Regions from separate parts of the Homo sapiens genome. Here region 2 is linked to region 1. A link is an interaction called in ENCODE POLR2A ChIA-PET data of the cell type or tissue named here. Cell type or tissue: Panc1. All regions are shown on one strand. Links, peaks and the distances in the headings refer to the core of each region. The heading gives the core; the rest is flanking DNA.

Region 1 (5,000 bases), core at 1-5,000:
CCAGGGACATGGCATGCTTATGAAATGGTGCTTGCTATGATTTTTCATCCCCACTTTGCAGCACACTAGTATGTTTCTTCCATTATTTTCTCCTGTGTGCTCCTTGCCTCCCCCTAATATTCCAGGCCCCCAACTGTAACTTGTCTCCAAAAACAAAAATCTCTCAGCTCTATCTAACCCCAGCCTAAAATTGAGCCACACTTCCTGTACATGATCTGAAGAGGAAATATGATCCAGACCTTATACTTTGTGGTACAAAGAAACTAGGTGGATATCTGACCCTTCAGGGTAACTCAGGTTCACTTAATTTTTATCAGGAATATGATGAATTAGCTGAAACACAAGGAAAGCTAGAAGAAAAACTTCAGGAGTTGGAAGCGAATCCCCCAAGGTAAGGAAAACAAACACAAAAGTTCAGAGGGAGAGCTTTTACTGTTCTTTCAGCTTGATTTGGAAGGAAAATTCTAAATCATAATGAGCTTTTATTTATGTTCAGTGAGTGGTTTAAATTGTTAAATAAATGAATGTGTGACTACTTTTGAGGTTTCTAAATCCCCTGCTCCTGTATTTTAATGTGTCCTAGATACCTAAACAGATTGTTTCTAAAGAGAGAGCCTTTCTCCGTAAGATCTGATATTTGGATAAAGATGTAATAGATGGAAATTATCTTTCTTGAGAGGGTAGAAGTTGCTGTTGCTTTACACTTCCATAATTTTGGAAACTAGCGGGGTATTATACTTTATTTCCACTGGGTTTTTGACAGTGAATGCTGGTGAAATGTTTTCACTTGCATCCAGCCTCCACATAAATCTGTTCTGTTCTGTATTCAAGAATGCTACCCACCCTTTCTTTTTTTGAGATGGGATCTCGCTCTTGTTGCCCAGGCTGGAGTGCAATGATGTGATCTCAGCTCACTGCAACATCCACCTCCTGGGTTCAAGCAATTCTCTTGCCTCAGCCTCCTGAGTAGCTGGGATTACAGGTGCCCACCACCATGCCCAGCTAATTTTTGTATTTTTAGATGGGGTTTCACCTGTTGGCCAGGCTGATCTCGAACTCCTGACCTCAGGTGATCCACCTGCCTCGACCTCCCAAAGTGCTGGGATTACAGGCATGAGCCACAGCATCCAGCCTGCCCATCCTTTCTATAGAGTCTATGCTGTGTGTAAAATATAAGACATTTTTTACAACTAGTAAGCTTTTATGATATAAGGTGATTTCATATGAAGCATTCTTTTTTTTTTTTCCTTCAGACAAATGAGGCCTACATGTAATTTGCTTTACGTAGTGAGCTTGGCACTGCTCTAGACATCAGAGATAAAGAGGTTAATAAGACAGATAAGATGCTACTTTTTGATTTGTAATTTCTTCATATAAGGCACAGCCCTGGCTTAGGTTCTGACACAGTTACTGAGATCACCTACATCACACTGAGAGAACTAGTGATATCTTTTAATAATCCTGTAGTCCTTTGTTCTTTTGCAGTGATGTATATCTCTCATCAAGAGACAGACAAATACTTGATTGGCATTTTGCAAATCTTGAATTTGCTAATGCCACACCTCTCTCAACTCTCTCCCTTAAGCACTGGGATCAGGTAAGTTTCCCTTATTGTTTATTTTATTGCACATGCCTTTGAGAGGGATTGTAAGAGAAATAGTTAATTTTGTATGTGTGTTTTTAAACAGCTTTAGTAAGAGACATCATTTACATACAGTGAAATTCACCTATTTTAAGTGAACAGTTTATTGATTTGCCAGACTTCAGTCATAAGCCCCCACACAATCAGAATATAGAACATGCCCATCATCCTGAAATGTTTTCTCCTGCCTCTTTGTAGTTAATCCCCCATGCTCTGGCTCCTGGCCCTGGACAACCACTGATTTGCGTTATCACTGTAATTTTGTTTATTCTACAGTTTCATATAAAGTGAATCATACAGTACATAGCTTTTTGTGTGTGATATATTTCACTTAGTATAGTTTTTGAGATGTGCATGAAGTTTTTGAGATTCATCTTTTTTGCCTGTATCAGTAGTTTGTTCCTTTTAATTATTTAATAGAATTCCATTGTGTGGATATACCACTGGTGCCTTAATGGGCATTTGGGTTGTTTCCCTTTTTTGACTGCTAATGAACGAAGCTGCTTAAGAATGTTCATGTCTTTCTCTTGAGTAAATATTTATGAATGGAATTGCTGGGTACTATGGAAAGTGGATTTTTAACTTTATAAATCAACTTCCAAACTATTTTCCAAATTGCCTTCCCATCAGCAATGTATGAAAATTCCATTTTCTCCAAATCCTCACCAATCTTGGTAATGCCAGTTTTTAAAATGTCAGCCATTCTAATAGGTATAGTAGTATTTGCATTTCCCTGATGACTAGTGATGTAGAGCAACTCTTCCTGAGCTTATGAGCCATTCATATGTCATCTTTGAGTAAATGTCTGCTCAGATCTTTTGCCTATTAAAAAAGTCTGATTGTCTGCTTGTTGATGAGTTTGAAGTTTATTATGTTCTTTAAATTCTAGGCAGAAGTCCTTTGTCAGATTTATGTTTTACAAATATTTATTTCCTTGTCATCTGTGGCTTGTCTTTAATTTTCTAAATCTGTCTCAAAGAGTAAAAGTTTTTACTTTAATTTTTTTCTTTTGAGACAAGGTCTTGCTTTGTTGCCCAGGCTGGAGTGGTGTGATCATGGCTCCCTTGCAGCCTTTACCTCCTGGGCTCAAGTGATCTTCCTGCCTTGGACTCCCATTCCTATTTATAAAATTTTTCTTTTAAACCATGTTCTTTTTCTATCTTGAAAAGAATCTTTGTCTTACCTGTGGTCACAAAGATGTTATCCTGTGTTCTCCTGCAGAAATTGTATGGGTTTAGCTCTTATGTTTAGGTCTATACTCCATTTTGTGTTAATTTTTATGTTTAAGGAAAGGTAAGTGAAGGGTTCATGTTTTTCCATATAGTTATGTAATTATTATTCCAGCACTATCCTTTTCTTCATTTGTCTTGGCACCTTTGTTGAAAATTAATTGGCATGTAAGCATGAGTATTTAGGGTTGTCTTTTCTGTTAATTTATCTGTCTATCCATATGCCACTATCATACTGTCTTGTAAGTTCTCCAACTTTGTTCATTTTTGAAATTGTTTTGGCTATTTTAAGGTACGTATTTCCATAACAGTTTTAGAATCAACTTGTCAATTTCTACAAAAATCACCTTCTGGGATTTTGATTAGGAGTGCATTAAATTTCTAGGTCAATTTAGGGTGAATTGCCATCTTAACAATATTGAATATTCTTATCCTTAAATACAGTATACTTCTCCAAAAATAGTTTTCTTTCGTTTATGTCAGTGATGTTTTATAGTTCTCAGTGAGCAGGGCTATACCATCTTTTCTTAAATTTCAGTGTGATTTACTCTTCAAGTGAGAAATCACAAGGCTTCTTGGACCAATCTCTAAATCTGAGACTTTGGCCAGAATTAAGACTGTATAGGCTGGGTACGGTGGCTCACGCCTTTTTAAACCCAGCACTTTGGGAGGCCAGAGCAGGAGGATCAATTGAGTCAGGAGTTCAAGACCAGCCTGGCCCTGTCTCTACTAAAAATACAAAAATTAGCCGGGCATGGTGGCGGGCACCTGTAATCCCAGCTACTTGGGAGGCTGAGGCACGAGAATTGCCTGAACCCAGGAGGCAGAGGCTGCAGTGAGCGGAGATCGCGCCATTGCACTCCAGCCTGGGCAACAGAGCAAGACTCCATCTCAAAAAAAAAAAAAATGTATAGAAGTAAATTATTAAATTTTTATTTATATATTTTAGTTTACATTATACATTTTCCTAATAAAAATTATTTTGACAGGCTGGGCATGGTGGCTCATGCCTGTAATCCCAGCACTTTGGGAGGCCAAGGCAGGCGGATCACCTCAGGTCAGGAGTTCGAGACCAGCCTGGCCAACATGGTGAAACCCCATCTCTACTAAAAATACAAAATTAGCCTGGCGTGGTGGCGCATGCCTGTAGTCTCAGCTGCTTGGGAGACTGAGGCAAGAGAATCGCTTGAACCCAGGAGGCGGAGGTTGCAGTGAGCCGAGATCACGCCACTGCACTGCAGCCTGGGCAACAAGAGCAAAACTCCATCTCAAAAAAAAAATTATTTTGACTTCTTAATCTTTAGATTATAATCTGATAGTTTTAGTATTTGAAGAGTTGGACTTGTTAGAGATAAAGTCTTGCAGAACTACCAGTTCCTTTGTGGTTTTTCATGTAAATACTAACTTAGGCCCTTCTAGTCATTGATTTATCATTTGATGTTTCAATATGTGTCTATTTGTAATAGTATTAAATTTTAAATGAGTGATTTCAGCTGAAGTAGAGTGTTGCTGCCAGCCCAGTATTTTGATCTAATTTCCCCAAGAATTTCATGAAATTAGAAATCCTTACCAGCTTACAAAAAAAATGTTACATAGAAAAATTTTCAGTAAATTCAAAGAAGTAAGATCATTTTGGGGATCTTTAAATTCCTGGTCAATTCCTGACTTTTTTTTTACTGTATGGACTGTCTTGGGCCACTCTTTATGGTCCTAGATTACCTTCATCTAGTTTGACTGACTTAGTTTTGGAAATCTTCCTCAACTTCAAACCTGTAAATTTAAAGAATAAAAACTGATTTTGCTCTCAGGTAAAAGAAAATGTAATCAGGACTGTGACCCTGATATCCTTCAAGTCTGTAATGTATTCAAAAGCCAGATAAATAAACTTGAATGATGTTTAATCATCTGAATTTCCTGAATCATCATTCCCCCTACCACCTCCCTACCCTAACCACCATAGAAGATCCGGACTTAGTGGTATTGGACTGGAATGATAAAAACTATCCAGGGAAGGCCGAGCGTGGTGGCTCATGCCTGTAATACCAGCACTTTAGGAGGCTGAGGTGGGTGGGTCAGGAGTTTGAGACCAGCCTAGCCAACGTGGTGAAACCCCGTCTCTACTAAAAATA
Region 2 (16,758 bases), core at 10,546-15,545, 390 kb after region 1:
TTTAAATCCAAGGATGCTTCTCCAATGACAGGAACAGATTAAATACATAATGGCTTATGCAGGTTTTGGCACACCCGTTTGATTGATGTGGAAGAATATGTAATGGTGTACAAAGATGGCCACAATGTATTTTTTGAATGAAAAAAGCAGATTACAAAACAGTATGTTGTTATGATCTCATTTTTATAAAAACATTTCTTCATACATAGAAAAATAAATGTTAAAATGTTAATATTTTAGGCTTGAAAATTAAGAATTTTTCTCCTATTTTTGGGTAGTTTCTCCCCATCCAACCTTTTTTTTTTAATGATGAAAACTGCAATGTTACCCAGACCTTGTAAAAAAAAAAATTCAAACAACAGAGAGTATTATCCGCCTGCCATAACCCTAAGCCTCTGCTAAGGATGATTAATTTTTTTTCTTCTTTTACTTCTCCATATTTTCAAAATTATTCATAATAAGCATAAATTGCTTTGGCAAAATGCAAGAGAAAACAAAATTTTACAAAAAAGCACAAACAATGCTCTACAGTATGGGCCTGGCTGGGCAGAGGGCAAAGGCTGGGATCTGGACAGACTCCTCATAAGACAGAGCCCAAGGAGTCTCTGCCCAGGAGGAATTGGCCACTGGTTGACTGAGGCTCCTTCTTTCCCCATGATGTCCCAGTAGCTGGTGAGAGATCTGGAGTATCGTGTGGTGTGCACAGGACACAGAAAGCCATTTCCTTCTCTAGATATACCAACTGACACTGAGGAACGAGGAGCAAGGGGCATAAACCCCAGTTCTGCCTCTGCCAAGCTGTGGGGCCTTGGGCAAGTGACTTAACCTCTCTGAGTCCTCCTGTGGTAATTGTGATACTAATACCTCTCTCACACATGACAGGGTGACTGTGAAGATTAAATGGCCAGCACGCGGAGGTGTTTGGTCAGTGCTAGCTCCTTCCCATCCCTGCCCATGTCTGGCACCACTGAGCAGATGGGACTCTGAGAGCAGCATCCTGAGGTCCCTTCACAATAGCTCCTTTGGTGGTCTCGTGGCCCAGTCCCCAGAATCCAGTCAGGTCTGGGTATAAACAATCTGCTGTAAATGCCTCTACAGAGCCAGATGTCACCCAATTCTGGATGACATGTCTCGGCAGCATTTAGGTTCTTCCCTATCCAGCCTAAGTGCTACTCTCCCAGACAAACGACCCTGGCTGTGGCCACTTACATTTTGGCTTCATAGTCCTTCCATGCCTTCTCCAGCTGTTTTTTGGAATCCTGTGGGTTAAAAAAGGACAATTTGCCCAGAGGGAAGCTGGAGCACTGGAATAAACAGTATGCTCTGCTGCCTGTAGGAGGACCTGCTAGTGTGCTCCCCTGAGCTGCTCAGAGCCCTTCTCTAACCAGCCCCTGCCCCCACAGTCCTGCTGCAAACCTGCCCCCACCAAACAGGCTCAGCTGACCCCATTTCTCAGAGCTAAGGCCCTCCTCCCAGCAGACCTTCTCCTCCCCAGAGATGCCAAGAATCAGTCAGGTTTGGTGGGCCATGGCTTGGGGTGTGAAGAGATCTTTGGGCTCTACCCTGAGTCCTCTTGCTCAGAAGAGAGATCAGTCATGACCATGAGGATGGGAGGATGAAGGCCAAATTCCCCCTGCCTAACTTTAGCCCAGCATTTTCTCCTGCCTGGTGCTAGATCATCCTCTTAGAGCAAGGGTACAGGTCAAGGAACATGCACAGAGAGGTTGAGAAGTCTACCCCAGGCCATACAGCAAACCAGGGAGACCTGACTACCCCCTGCCTAGCTTGCCTAAGCCTCATCCAGCCAGGCTGCTCACACCCTTCTGAACAACCCCGAGACTCCCAAGGTGAAAAAGCTGCCTGTCTGGTTTGTGTGGTTAGCAGGCTGGTGCCACGCTGGCAGCCTAGGGCAGGGAGGGAACCCTCTTGGGGGAGCACGGCTCCTCCCCTGGGCCGTCTGGGGCAGATTGCCCAGAGAGATTATTCTGTCACCTTCTTTGAGCTCCACTCTGCATCCAGCCAAGGGCTGCCAGGCACAGAGAAAGCAGCTCGAGTATGGGATTCAGGATCCCTGGATTCCCACATGGGCTCTCTACTTCCTAGTTATGTAAACCATCAGCAGGTTACCTAACTCCCTTGGCCTCGAATTTCAACTGCAAAATGGGGATGAGTGTACCCACAAAGCCTACCTCATAGGATGGTTGTAAGATTTACATGACATGTTTCACACAAGGGGCCTGGCAGACAGCAGGTCAGCCATCCTAGGCTGACCCGAGCCAGGTCCTCCAGACCTCCCCAGGCTCATCACTCCCGCTAAGACAGCCCCTTCACCTGGCCTCCACCCTCAGTCCAGCCCTGCCCCCCAACAGTCTCCTGCCCACCCCTCTTTTACTCTGTCCCACCACCACTCCCAGCATGGAGACTCACCTGTCGACCGTCCCTCAGCTGCCCCTTCATCAGACTGTCCAGGGGGAAAGAGACAATGTTGTTCAAGTTCTGAATCTGGAAAAAACAGAGACGCTCATTCCCGCCTCAGGTGACCGGCATCCAGCCCCTAGGGATTCGGTGTACAGTGAAGCATCACTTGGCAAAGAGAGCAGCGGGGAAGGGAAGTAGGGGAGAGGAAAAGATGTTATCAAAGAGATGACAGCCAAGTAAGGGGGACCGTCATGGCAGGAGTGCTGAGCCTGCGGGGGGGGACTAGAGGATCCAGCTCTGGGGTCTGCTTAGGATGGCTGACCTGCTGCCCGCCAGGCTTCCTGTGTGAAAGGGGGCAGGAGGGGAGGCCGAGGTGTGTCAGAGTGAGCCCCTTCCCTGATGGCTCCAGCCTCATCGCTGCACTGCTCCAGCAGCATCCCACAGTCAATCTCTCCCCTGTTCCTCGCCAGGAGCAGCCTCCCTTCTCCTCTCTGACTCTCTCAAGTTGACCTGTAGTGCACGTCTGTTGTTCTGGGCTGGCTAACGCTTCAGAGCCTCCCCTATTAATGGTCATAGAACCCCCTTTCCTGTGGGGAACTCCTCCTCTGTGGTCAGATGGGGTAAACGCAGAAGTCAGATCTGAGCAGGGCACCCCAGCCCCAGGATAGAGGGACTGGATAGGGAACAGGCACGCACCCAAGCCAGCCAATCACAATCCTCGCTGGGATTTTTCTGCCTAAGTTGTGGGAGAAAGACCATCTTTATTTTGGTAAGATGGGCATCTGGGCCTGCTGGGCTATCCTGTCCACTGAGCAGAGACAGAGAAACTACCTTAAGAGGAAAGGATAGAGCCTAAGCCAGCTGCGCCCCTGGACTTCTCATTACAGGGGCTAATGAATTCCCTTTTAAAAATTTAACCTAGTTTGAGTTGGGTTTCTGTGATTTCGCAACCTAAAGAGGCCTAATATTTCAACCAGCTTCCAAGGTACAGCTTGGGTCTCTCCTCCTCCAGGAAGTCTCTCCTGGCTACTCCTCCCGCCTGGTCTATGCTGATCTCCCCTTTTCTGAACCATGGCAGCACTAGGCCTCTGACACCAGCTGCTGGGTCCTTGAGTTTGTGCCATGCTGCTGGTATTTCTTGACACTAGTCCACACCCTAGTTTTTCTCTCCCCCACTAGACTGTGGCTCTCTGAGGCAGTCTGACACTTTCCTGTGTCACCAACCCCTGGTACAATGTCCACTAGACAGCAGACCCCCAGGAAACACTAGTTTGACTGAAACAGGGAGAGAAGAGGTGAAGACAAAGAAGGACACTAATTCAATTGAACTCAAACACTATTTTTTTTTTTGAGACAGGGTCTTGCTTTGTCACCCAGGCTGGAGCACAGTGGTGTGATCACACTCACTACAGCCTCAACTTCCCCCAGGCTAAACTGATCTTCCTACTTCAGCATCCCGAGTAGCTGGGACCACAGGCATACGCCCCCACACCTGGCATTTTTTTTTTTTTTTTTTTGAGATGGAATCTCGCTCTGTCACCCAGGCTGGAGTGCAGTGGCATGATCTCAGCTCACTGCCACCTCCGCCTCCCGGGTTCAAGTGATTCTCCTGCCTCAGCCTCCTGAGTAGCTGGGATTACAGGCACCTGATACCACACCCAACTAATTTTTGTATTTTTTCGCAAAGACAGTTTCACCATGTTGGCCAGGCTGGTCTCGAATCTCTGACCTCAAGTGATCCGCCCACCTTGGCCTCCCAAAGTGCTGGGATTACAGGCGTGAGCCACCGCACCCGGCAATTTTCATACTTTTGTAGAGTCAGGGTCTCACTACATTGCCCAGGCTGGTCTAGAGCTTCTGGGCTCAAGCGATCCACACACCTCAGGCTCCTAAACCACTGGGATTAAGGTTTGAAATGTTGCACCCAGCCTCAAACACTGTTAAAGGCTTTTTACATGCAGGACAGTGTACGAGGCACAGCTATGCCAAGAGCTATAACAATGATAGATTTTATTAGGTTGGTGCAAAAGTAATTGCTGTTTTGCCATTAATATAATATTAGCCAACATTTACTGAGCGCTTACCATAAAGTAGGCACTAACTTGCTTAATCCTCATTACCGCTCTGTGAGGTAGGCAGCATTATTATCCCAGTTTCACAGATGAGAGACCTGGGGCTTGGGCAGACTGAGTGACTTGACCTAGTAAGCAGCAGAGTGAAGATTCCAAGCTGGAGTCTAGGTCCAAGGTTGGGTGCTTAACCACTGAGCACACTGCCTCTCAAGGATGATGTGGCCCCTGCCAACCAGGGAGGATGCTGGGTAGGACTGGAGCCACAAGAGCTGGTCCAGTGCCATGGAGCCTGGAGGGAGATGAGAGGCTTTCCTGGGAGGCAGTGTAGCCAGGCTTATGCTTGGACTCTGGAGCCAGACAACCTGGGTTCAAACCGAACCGTGTGACCTCGGGCAAGCTGCTTAACCTTGAGGTCCTAGTTTCCTAGCCTGTAAGGTGGAGACAACAGTCACACCAGCCCCACAGAGCTGTGCATCCGGATCGAATGAGTGAACACATGAACTAGTGAGAACTGTGCCTGCACATGGGAAGAGCTGCTGTCACAGGGTGGCCTTGAGGAAAGGACTTGAAGGACCAGAGAGGAGGCAGTCACCAAGGAGGCCATCGGGAAGCAACCCGAGGCCACTGGGCCATGTACAGGGGCTGAGACGCTTGTGGAGGCAGGGACAGGTCCTGGGATTTAAGTACGAAGCAGATGTGGATTGGGAAAGCAGAGGACAAAGAGGGAGTGAGGAGAGGAGGAGGCGGTGGCAGCGGTGGTGGTGGCAGTGGCAGCAGTAGTGGTATAAAGGTAGGAACCCCCGAGCCTGTCTCTCCTTTATCCCAAAGCTCCTCCAGGGAACCCTCCCTTGCACGGGGCTCTTCCCTGCTGTGAGACCCCCTCTGCTCCTGGGTGAAGAGAAGGAGGAGAACAGAGAGAAGAGTTAGTTGGGTAAGAAGCCAGAGAGAAAGGAGGATTATCCAAAAGAAGGGTCAGGGCTGGAAAGGGACCTCAGGTCTGAACTCAGGTCAGAGATCAAGGGCAAATTGGGAGAAGGAAGGAAACGGACCCTTTCCCAGTCAGGTTCTTAAGACCACTAGATTTACCCTGAGTCTGGGCAAGGAAGAGACAGGGGCCTCACCAGGTTCTTGAAGAGCGCAGCAACCTCGCGGGTGAACACGGCCAAGTTTAGGAAGCCTGTGGACAGCTCATGGCTGTTCTGGGACAGGTGGCTGTTGCCTAAGGATTCCACGGCCTCTCGGTACTGCTCTTCATTCTCCACATGGCCTGTGGAGGTACAGACGGGAGCTTGGAGTTAGCTCCAGGCTGGGGCTGGGAGAGGGGCTTCCTGACCAGGCGGGGCACCCAGGAGGCTCACTTACCAAGGCCGGAGCTATGGATTGCCCGCACAGCCTTCTTTATTCTCTGCAGGATGGCTTGGTCTCCTTCCAAGATCTGGAAGCAAATGTGGACAGAGGTTCAGGGATGCCAAGCTGGAATAGGGTGCTTCCTTCAGGAACGCTGTATCTATGATTTCCACCCCCCAACCGCCCTCCAAACAAATACATTGAGTTTTGCTGTCCTCTGGAACTTATCCCTAGGGTCTTCCTGTTTACCCCACCAAACAAAAAACCACACAGAAACCACAGACCAGTCACACCACTCCAAGAAGACCACAGACTTTTCTCCCTGAATCCAATGCAGCGTAAATGTAGTGAGTCAAAGGTACGTGGCATGACAGGGTGTGCCAGGCCTGGGTTTGAATCTTGCCTCTGGCAGTAGCTGGTGTGTCCGTTAGACAAATCTGTTAACTTCTCTGAGCCTTGAGTGCCTTGTCTACAAAATGGGGATGATACTAGGGGACTTGTGGAGTTGCTGAGAAGATGAATGATTTGTAAATATGTACAAAATGCTGAGCAAAAGGCCAGAGGGGAGAACACACACATCTCTATCTTCCCTTAAGATACAAAGCAGGGTACACTTGTTCACCAAACCCCAGGCTCAATAAACAGTTATGTCAGGACAAGGAGGAAGAGGCCAGGATGCTATGGGTGAGCAGAGAGGGGTTGGAGGCATTCAGTTACCTGAGTCTGGGGAGATGGCAGAGGGTGGCGGGAGCACACTCCATCACCACTGGGGAGAACTGGAGAGACAACACCAGATAACCCCAAAGCCCAGAGGCTGCAGAACAAACATCAGAATGTGGGAAAGGCCAGAGATGTGATGGCAAGAAGCAAGTCTCACATGCCCCAAGCAGGCTCAGCCTAGATGGGAAACACTCCCCCTTTCAGTGGGGCATGGAAGTTGACAACCTCATGAAATCCTTGCGAAATGCACAGTTAACTTGGAAAACACAGAATGTCGAGCTGGAAGGGGCCCACAGATGAGAAAACTGAAGCCAAGAGATGGGAGGCCCTTACCGAGAGACACATGGTGGGGAAGCCACAGAGCTGGACTTCCCGGGTGCAACAGAACAGTGTTCCATCCATGTACCACAGCCCCACCCTGACCCCAGCCCAGCTGTTCTTCCCAGTGACAAAAATAAAATGGGATCAGAGTCTGATTTCCAGAGTTACATGACAAGAGTTAGTAAACACATTGGAAATGGTACTGCCAAAGATTCAAAATGATACCCACAGGAGAACATGCATAGGGCAGAACTCAGAGGCAATGTGGAGTGTTCTCAGAGGCCGGTGGCATGTGGGAAGCCTCTGGAGGAAGGGGGGTCTAGTTACGAAGCTCAGCTCCACTACTCGGGGGCTATGTGACCTTGAACAAGTTGCCTATTTTTTTTGAGACCAAGTTTTGCTCTTGTTGCTCAGGCTGGAGTGCAGTTGCACAATCTTGGCTCACTGCAACCTCTGCCTGCCAGGTTCAAGCAATTCTCCTGCCTCAGCCTTCTGACTAGCTGGGATTACAGGTGCCCACCACCTGGCTAATTTTTTGTATTTTTAGTAGAGACGGGGTTTCATTGTGTTGGCCAGGTTGGTCTCAAACTCCTGACCTCAAGTGATCCACCCGCTTCGGCCTCCCAAGGTGCTGCGATTACAGGCATGAGCCACCGTGCCCGGGCACAAGTTGCCTATTCTTTCTGAGCTTCCTGATTAGCCATGTGTAAAATGGGGAAATCGATGCCTACCTCTCAGGGTTGGTATGAGGGCTATATGTATGAGAGGATGCAAATACAGGATTTAGCTTGGTGCTAGGCATGGAGTATGTTCAAAATGAACAGCACCTGTGATCGTTATCATCAGCTGCTGCTGATGCTAGGAAGGTCTGCCAAGTTCCAGGTGCTTTTCCTACAGGGGCTAGAAATCTAACATTCTCCTCCTCGGGTGTGAACTTGAGACACTTTCATATTTGAGATCCGTGGAGGCCCATCCCAGGGCTGAAGAAAGAAAACAAAAGAATCAGGAAGATTAAGGAGACGGCATCATATTTGAGTTGGTTAAAACATGAGGCTGGGCATGGTGGCTCATGCCTATAATCCCAGCACTTTGGGAGGCAGAAACAGGAGGATCACTTGAGGCCAGGAGTTCAAGACCAGCCTAGGCAATATAGTGAGACCTTGTCTCTACCGAAAAGAAAAAATAAATAAATTAGCTGGGTGTGGTGGGGTGCACCTGTAATTCCAGCACTTGGGGAGGCCAAAGCAGGAGGATCACTTGAGCCAAGGAGTTCAAGACCAGCCTGGACAGCTTGGCGAAACCCCATCTCCATGTGGTGGCATGCACCTATAGTCCCAGCTACTTGGGAGGCTGAGGTGGGAGGATCACCTGAGCCTGGGGAGGTCAAAACTGCAGTGAGCCCTGATTGCGCCACTGCACTCCAGCATGGGTGACAGAGAGAGCCCTGTCTCAAAAAGCAAAGCAAACAAACAAAAAACAACCAAAATGTTTCTTACTAAAGAGACAAAGAGGTGGAGGGGAGAACGTTTCTTTCTAAACTGGCCAACAGAAAAAGAAAAAAAAAAAGAGGCAAGAACATGGCCACTTCTATGGTTCCCCAAAATCCAGATGGGGAAACAGAAGCATGTGTTTACCAAATCCCTTGATCCCCATCTTGAAACCTGGAAAGCTAAAAGGTGAGTAATTTAAGGAGCTATGATTTCGCTCTAAAAGACAATTCAGGTTAAAGATATGAACAACTGGGCCAGCACAGTGGCTCACGCCTGTAATCCTAGCACTCTGGGAGGCCAAGGCAGTGGATCACCTGAGGTCAGGAGTTCAAGACCAGCCTGACCAACATGGCGAAACACTGTCTCTACTAAAAATACAAAAATTAGCTGGGCGTGGTGGTGCACACCTGTAATCCCAGCTACTCAGGAGGCTGAGGAAGGAGAATCTCTTGAACCCGAGAGGTGGAGGTTGCAGTGAGCTGAGATGGTACCACTGCACTCCAGCCTGCACAATGGGAGCGAGACTCCATCTCAAAAAAAAAAAAAAAAAAAAAAGATATGAACAATTTCCAAAAAAATTTCCAAAATCCCTAGAGGGCAGATCCATGTACCTAGCACACAGAAGGTGCCCAATAAATGTTTACCTAAATGAATGATGGTTTGCAAAGTCCTGGGACATGGACCTGAGAGGAGTATGTTCATGCTCTAGATACATTCTGAGGAGTCTTCCCATCCCATGACACCCATTTTCTGAAAACTGCCCTCCCTTCCTCTGGAGGTGGGCCCCTGCAGCCTTGTTTGTTCTAGCCAGAGTCGACAGACACCTGGTTCAAGCTAAACCAATCAGATTCTCTCTCCCACCTGACCCAAGCTGGACCAATCAGATTCTCTCTCCAAGGACTTTGGAATTGGGCTCTGGAAAGCTAGTTGACTGACTGAAATGCTAAAGCTGGGATGTCCTTCCTGCCACATGCAGAGAGAAAAGAACAGAGCAGATGTGTAGAAAGACATGAACAAGCCCCACACCGCCACAGCAAGGCAGAAGAGGAAGAGTGGTGCTGGTTTCTGGCAACTTTCCAGATGCTACCTCTTCAGAGGCAACCTCCACACATTATGTCTTTGGTGAAATTCCATGAAATACCCCTGAATCCACCCAACGAAGTTCCTTTAAGCAAGTTTGAGAAGATTTCCCTTCCCTGCAGTGTGGCAGAGATCACTGGGTGGCTCCCAGTGTCCATTCTCTCTTCTTCCTTCACAAGAAACCTGACTTTTCAGATGGCCACTTGGCGACCTAGAATAAAGACTACATTTCCTACCTTGCAGCTAACTGTGGTCATGGGACTAAGTCCTGGCCATGGAATATAATATTTTAATTGTTAACTTCCAAAAAGTATCTTACAAAGAAGGGAGATAACCCCCAAACTCATCAAGTTGTATACACTGACTATGTATAGCTTTTTACATGTCAATCCTACCTCAATAAAGTGGCTTTAAAAAATTGAAAAATAAAAAGGAAGGGAGGGACTACACACCTGTTAGAATGGCCAAAATCCAAAACACTGACAACACCAAATACTGGCAAAGGGAGGCCGGGCACGGTGGTTCACGCCTATAATCCCAGCACTTTGGGAGGCTGAGGCTGGTGGATCACTTGAGGCCAGGAGTTCAAGACCAGCCTGGCAAACATGGTGAAACCCTGTCTCTACTAAAAATACAAAAATTAGCCAGGCGTGGTGGCACACCGCTGTAGTCCCAGCTACTCGGGAGGCTAAGGCAGGAGAATCATTTGAACCTAGGAGGCGGAGGTTGCAGTGAGCTGAGACAGTGCCACTGCACTCCAGCCCAGGTGACAGAGTGAGACTCCATCTCAAAAAAAAAAAAAAAAAAAACCAAACAAAAACACACACACACACAAATAAATAAATAAATAACCCCAAAACACAAATACTGACAAAGATGTGGAGCAACAGAAACTCCCATTGTTGGTGGGAATGCAAAATGGTACAGCCACTTCGGAAGACAGTTTGACAGTTTCTTAACTAAACGTACTCTTGCCAAATGAGTCAGCAATCATACTCCTTCATATTTTCTCAATGAGTTGAAAACGTATACATACCTGCACACGGATGTTTACATCAGCTTTATTCATAATTACCAAAATTTGGAAACAACCAAGATGTCCTTCAGTAGGTGAATGGATAAAGAAATTGTCATGCATCCAGAGAGTGAAATATTATTCATCACTGAAAAGAAATGAGCTATCAAACCATGAAAAGATGCAGAGGAAAGTTACATGCACATCACTAAGTGAAAGAAGCCAATTTGAAAAGGCTACTACATGATTTCAACTATACGATATTCTGGAAAAGGCAAAACTATGGAGACAGTAAAAAGATCAGTGGTGGCCAGGGATGGGGGTAGTGAGGAGGAACAGGTGAAGCACAGAGGGTTTTTAGGGCAGGGAAACATTTCTGTATGATGCTATAATGGTGGATACATGGAATTATACACTTGTCCAATCCCACAGAATGTACAACACTAAGAGTGAACCCTAATGTAAACTATGGACTTTTGGTGATGATGTGTCAATGTATGGTCATTGAAACAAATGTACCACTCTGGTAAGAGCTGTTGACAGAGGGGGAGGCTGTGTGTATATGGTAACTCTATGTACTTCCTGCCCAATTTTGCTGTGAACCTAAAACTGCTCTAAAAAATAAAGTCGATTTTTTTTAATTTAGAAAAAAAGGGCCTGGGGTGGGGTGGCTCACGGCTGTAATCTCACACTTTGGGAAGCTGGGGCGGGAGGATTGCTTGAGCCTAGTTCGAGGCCAGCCTGGGCAACATAGTGAGAGTCTGTCTCTACAAAAAATTAAAAACCAGGCATGGGGCATGGGCCTATAATTCCAGCTACTCAGGAGGCTGAGGTGGGAGGACTGTTTGACCCCAGGGAGTTGAGGCTATAGTGAGCTGTGATCGTGCCACTGCACTCCAGCCTGGGCAACAGAGCAAGACCCTGTCTCAAACGCACCCCCCCACAAAAAAAAAAAACAAAAGAAAAAAGGGGAATGCAAGGGTACCCTCTGTCACCCCTTTCTTCTGGCTACAATGTGCTGGCGATGTCTAGAGCTCAGGCAGCAATCCTGGACCATGAAGTAGAAGCCATTTGTTATGGATGGCGGAGCAACAAGATATCAGCCTTGTCCCTAGTGATTAGGAAACTACCCTAGCAGCCCCAGTCTACTTATCTGTGGAATTCTTTAATATGAAAGAGAAATCTCTTATTTGAGCCACTGTTATACTGGGTATTCTGCCACTTGTGGCTGAAACTAGCTCTAACTGGTAAAGGGAGACAAGTCACCCGAATCACTCACAGACTGTTTTTCTTTTCTTTTTTTTTTTTTGAGATGGAGTCTCGCTTTGTAGCCCAGGCTGGAGTGCAGTGGCACAATCTCGGCTCACTGCAAGCTCTGCCTCCCGGGTTCACGCCATTCTCCTGACTCAGCCTCCCGAGTAGCTGGGACTATAGGCGCCCGCCACCACGCCCGGCTAATTTTTTGTATTTTTTAGTAGAGACGGGGTTTCACCGTGTTAGCCAGGATGGTCTCGATCTCCTGACCTCATGATCCGCCTGCCTCGGCCTCCCAAAGTGCTGGGATTACAGGCGTGAGCCACCGCGCCCGGCCACAAACTGTTTTTCGATGCCCTTGTCAGACATCTATCAGGAAACAGCTTCCCAGCCAGATACCATTCCCGTCCCTACTGCTCTTGGCAGCCAAGTTCACATGGCTGTTTATTCATTCAATTAGTTATTGAGTGCCCACTACACCCTGTGTAAAAAAGACACAATCTCAGCCGGGCACAGTGGCTCACACCTGTAATCCCAGCACTTTGGGAGGCTGAGGCTGGCAGATCACGAAGTCAAGATCGAGACCATCCTGGCTAACACGTCTCTACTAAAAATACAAAAAATTAGCCGGGCATGGTGGCATGTGCCTGTAGTCCCAGCTACTAGGGAGGCGGAGGCAGGAGAATCGCTTGAACCTGGGAGGCGGAGGCTGCAGTGAGCTGAGATCACGCCATTGCACCCCAGCCAGGAGGGCAGTGTGAGACTCCGTCTCAAAAAACAAACAAAAAAGACACAATCTCAGCTCTCAAGGACATCATCATTGAAGGGAAGAAAAAGCCATTATAAGCAGACACTTATCATGCAATGTGATGAGGGCTATGATGGAAGGTTCCTGGGAGTCCAGGGAAAACAGAGCCATGTCTGCTTTGAAGGAATGGGGAAGGCGTCCCTTAAGCTGTGTTGCTTAACTCTGGCCCCTGGACAGGCAGAAAAGAGACTAAAGAGACTACACTATGAGGTAGAGGGGAGGGAATGCTTGGTAAAAAATGGTAGGACTGCCAGGAAGGGAGGCGTGCTCTGGGAAGAATGGACAAGGACAGGAACATAGTTCCTCCATTCATTCATTCATTTCAACAAGCATTTCTTGGTGACTGTTTCAGCCAGGCATGGTGCCAGATGGTGGGGACACATAAGACATGGCCCCTTCCTTCAAGAGAACCACAGACTTAAGAACATGCAAGTGCCCATAGGGAGCATGAAAAGGGAAAAGTTCTAATTACTCCTTTCTCAAGAAAATATCTGAAAATCATTTACACTGGTTGATAACACCTATCCTGTGGTATAATAGGGCTCAAAGATTTAAGCTAAAGAAATGCAGGTTTTTTTTTTTAATCCACTCATCCACACACTCATAAAAAAATTTAGTTTTAAGGAGACGATTCTGATAGTAGCCTGGGGAAAGGAAGGTATTTTGAGGAAAGGCAGAGGTTTCCAGAGTGCTATGATGAGTCAGTAACTAAGATTCTAGCCCCAGCATCTCCAAAATTATCTCCTTGGGTGATACTAGCCCAGCTAGTTTTCTAAACTTCCTCTCCTTTAAAATAGATTTTTATTTTTTTATTTTTTTATTTTTGAGATGGAATCTCGCCCTGTTGCCCAGCCTGGAGTGCAATGGCACAATCTCGGCTCACTGCAACCTCCGTCTCCCAGGTTCAAATGATTCTCCTGCCTCAGCCTCCCGAGTAGCTAGGATTACAGGTGCCCGCCACCATGCCTGGCTAATTTTTATCTTTAGTAGAGACGGGGTTTCACCATGTTGGCCAGGCTGGTCTCAAACTCCTGACCTCGTGATCCGCCTGCCTCGGCCTCCCAAAGTGCTGGGATTACAGGCAGAAAAATCCATTCTCTGCTTAACTCACAGAATTACTGTGAGGCTTAATGAGATCACAAACATGGCAAGGCTTGAGGCATTTGGAAAACATGAGTATGGTTCTTACTGTGGTTTGTTTTCTGCCTCTGTGTGAGATCAGCCCTCGTTTCCCATGAAACTGGATAGATGAAGGAAAAGCCAGGTGTGGCGGCTCCCTCCTATCATCCCAGCACTTTGGGAGGCCAAGGTGAGAGGATCGCTTGAGCCCAGGAGTTCAAGACCAGCCTCGGCAACAAAGTGAGACCCCCACCCCGATCTATACCAAAAAAAAAAAAAATTTTTTTTTTTGAGACACAGTCTCTCTCTGTTGCCCAGGTTGGAGTGCAGTGGTGTGATCTCGGCTCACTGCAACCTCCACTTCCCAGGTTCAATCGATTCTCCTGCCTCAGGCTCCTAAGTAGTTGGGACTACAGGTGCCCGCCACCATGCCCGGCTAATTTTTGTATTTTTAGTAGAGATGGGGTTTCGCCATGTTGGCCAAGCTGGTTTCAAACTCCTGACCTCAACTGATCCTCCTGTCTTGGCCTCCCAAAGTGCTGGGATTACAGGCATGAGGCACTGCACCCGACCATTACAAAAAATTTTTTAAAAAAGTTAGCCAAGTGCTGTGACACACACCTGTAGTCCCAGCTATTTGGGAGGCTGGGATGAGAGGAGCCCTTGAGCCCAGGAGTTCGAGGTTGCAGTAAGCTATAATCATGCCACTGCACTCCAGCCTGAGTGACAGAATGAGACACTGTCTTAAAAAAAAAAAAAAAAAAAAAAAAAAAAAAAAAAATCAGCTTCTGGGTTCAGGTGGGCCCATTTAATCCCTGATAGTCAGAGATTCTCAAGGTGGGGGCCCTCAACCAGCAGCAGGCATCATCCAGGAACTTGTTAGAAAAGCAAATTCTCCAGCTGAATCAGAAAATCTGGGGGTGAGGTCCAGCAATCTGTGGTTTAACAAGCCCTCCAGGTGATTCTAATGCATGCTAAAGTTTGGGAATTACTGTTCTAATTCTCTTCAGAGATGCAGTACATCATCATTGCTAAAAGTATGGGGCTGTCCCCAAACTACCTGGATTTGAATTCCAGCTCCACCAGGTACCTGATGTGATCTCTCAGTCCCTCAATTTCCCCATTCATAAAATGAAGATGATAATATTGCGTACCACATAAGGTTACTGGGGAGATTAAGTAAATTCTATAGGTAAAGTGCTTAGAATACTGTCCACTATTTGATAACTAAAAATGTTATCTACTTCAAAATTAAATTGAATTTGGTTTAGGAATTTCTCAACTTTCATTGAATTAATTAAACATATCTCCCCACACCCCCAACTCCATGTTGATCCTCGTCAGCAAGCTGTGGGGAAGCACAGGTGGAGAGGGACCACAGCAGACCTCTGCCGCCGGGCAGGGAGAGTGCAAGCAGCATGTCCCAAGTGCCTGCTCTGTGCAGCCTCATTACTTGTCACTATCCTGGCCACTCTTTGAGGAAGGCATTGCCATTCCCATTTTAAAGATGAAGCTGTCAGGAGGAGGAACATGTCCAAGTCACACAGTGATGAACAGTGGCAGAGCTGTAACTTTTTTTCTTTTTTTTCTTTCTTTTTTTTTGGGGGGGGGATAGACTCTCACTCTCGCCCAGGCTAGAGTGCAGACACACAATCTCAGCTCACTGCCACCTCTGCCTCCTGGGTTCAAGCGATCCTCCTGCCTCAGCCTCCTGAGTAGCTGGGTTTACAGGCGTGTGCCACCATGCCCAGCTAATTTTTGTATTTTTAGTAGAGACAGGGTTTCGCCATCTTGACCAGGCTGGTCTCGAACTCCCGACCTCAGATGATCTGCCCACCTCGGCCTCCCAAAGTGCTGGGATTACAGACATGAGCCACTGCACCTGGCCCAGAGTTACAATTTAAATCCAGGACTAGCCAAATCCAGGGCCAATGTTCTTTCCCCATCTCTAAGCTGCCCCACAAAGTTAGGGGGCACAGCTTATTTGATCTTGGGACTGGATCTGCCTCCAAACCTAAATCCCAATTCTACCACCTCTACCATATTCCCTCACCATCCCCTCAGGCTTAGGAAAGGGAGAAGGCAGGGCACAGAGGGAGATCTGTCCAAGGAAAACAAGGTTGACAGCAATGGTGAGGCCCCGAATACAAACACTGTAAAGGATGTCCTACTGAAAAGAAAACGGATTTGTTCAGGCTGGCCTCAGAGAGGATTCCCAGGACTGAGAGGTGGAAGTTAGGGAGGCAGAAACAGACTTCAGCTCAAACAGGGGACATTTCTAAGGAAGAACAGGCCACCCCTGAAGGCAGTGAGCTCCCTGTCACTTGAAGTATTCAAATACTTTAGGTGCTAGAGAGTGATTCAGACACTGGATTTTGGATTAGAATGGACAGCTATTTAGATTTCATTCAAAGCTAAGAGTCAATGGATCCATGCAAGAGCCTGGCAGGCACTGGGCAAAGGTGGCTGAAACACATCTTAGTGTAAGAGACACGTCTGAGCTTGGAAAGCCCACTGGAGTCCTTTGGGCAGCCTACCCTGGCTGGCCCTAAACAAGGCCTAAATTCCAGCTGCTGGCACTGCCCTTTGTGTCCCCTACCCTGATCCCAACATACACACACACCATGCTCTGGCTCTCTGGTTTGTGTTCTCTGCAGGCAAAAGACCACAGATGGCAGCACTAGGCCATGCCCAGCTGCCCTGCCTAGAAGGGCCTTCTGCATGCCCCCTTCTGGGTCAGGATTCATCAATAGGACCCATTCTTCATTCCCATGGTTTCTCAGAGCCAGCTGTGGTTACCAAGGCAACTCAAGCCAAGGGGGCAGAGCTGCTAGAGCTAAGGCCTTGGGAGATACAGATTACATTTCACCATTAGACATTCATTCCTTTGGACCATTATAATATAGTACATAGTTATCACTTCTGTGTCATCCCATGACCATTACAGCCATTATTATTATTATTATTATTTTGAGATGAAATCTCGCTCTGTAGCCCAGGCTGGAGTGCAGTGGTGTGATCTCAGTTCACCGCAACCTCCGCCTCCCAGGTTCAAGCAATTATCCTGCCTCAGCCTCCAGAGTAGCTGGGATTACAGGCATGCGCCACTGCACC

The links. ChIA-PET counts read pairs that join two places held together with the same protein. Peaks named below come from ENCODE experiments on the same cell type or tissue, not always from the same donor. Only the 100,000 strongest peaks of a DNase experiment are listed, where the experiment ranks them.
Region 2: POLR2A ChIA-PET joins it to region 1 with 6 read pairs; 2 of 35 experiments call an interaction of 5 or more read pairs at or near these places.

What each region holds. Positions count from the first base shown.
Region 1 is chr1:23,071,807-23,076,806 of GRCh38, forward strand. KDM1A (lysine demethylase 1A) reads left to right here. Exons shown (of 21, transcript NM_001009999.3): 14 at 318-391; 15 at 1,486-1,597. Among named protein-coding and RNA genes, the nearest start is that of MIR3115, 30 kb to the left of the region's middle. In Panc1, for the core only: no CTCF peak of the experiment used is centred there; a DNase peak (open chromatin) is centred at 2,420.
Region 2 is chr1:23,450,270-23,467,027 of GRCh38, forward strand. It overlaps ASAP3 (ArfGAP with SH3 domain, ankyrin repeat and PH domain 3), which reads right to left. Exons shown (of 25, transcript NM_017707.4): 2 at 5,853-5,925; 3 at 5,612-5,757; 4 at 2,428-2,502; 5 at 1,210-1,259. Among named protein-coding and RNA genes, the nearest start is that of ASAP3, 26 kb to the right of the region's middle. In Panc1, for the core only: no CTCF peak of the experiment used is centred there; no DNase peak of the experiment used is centred there.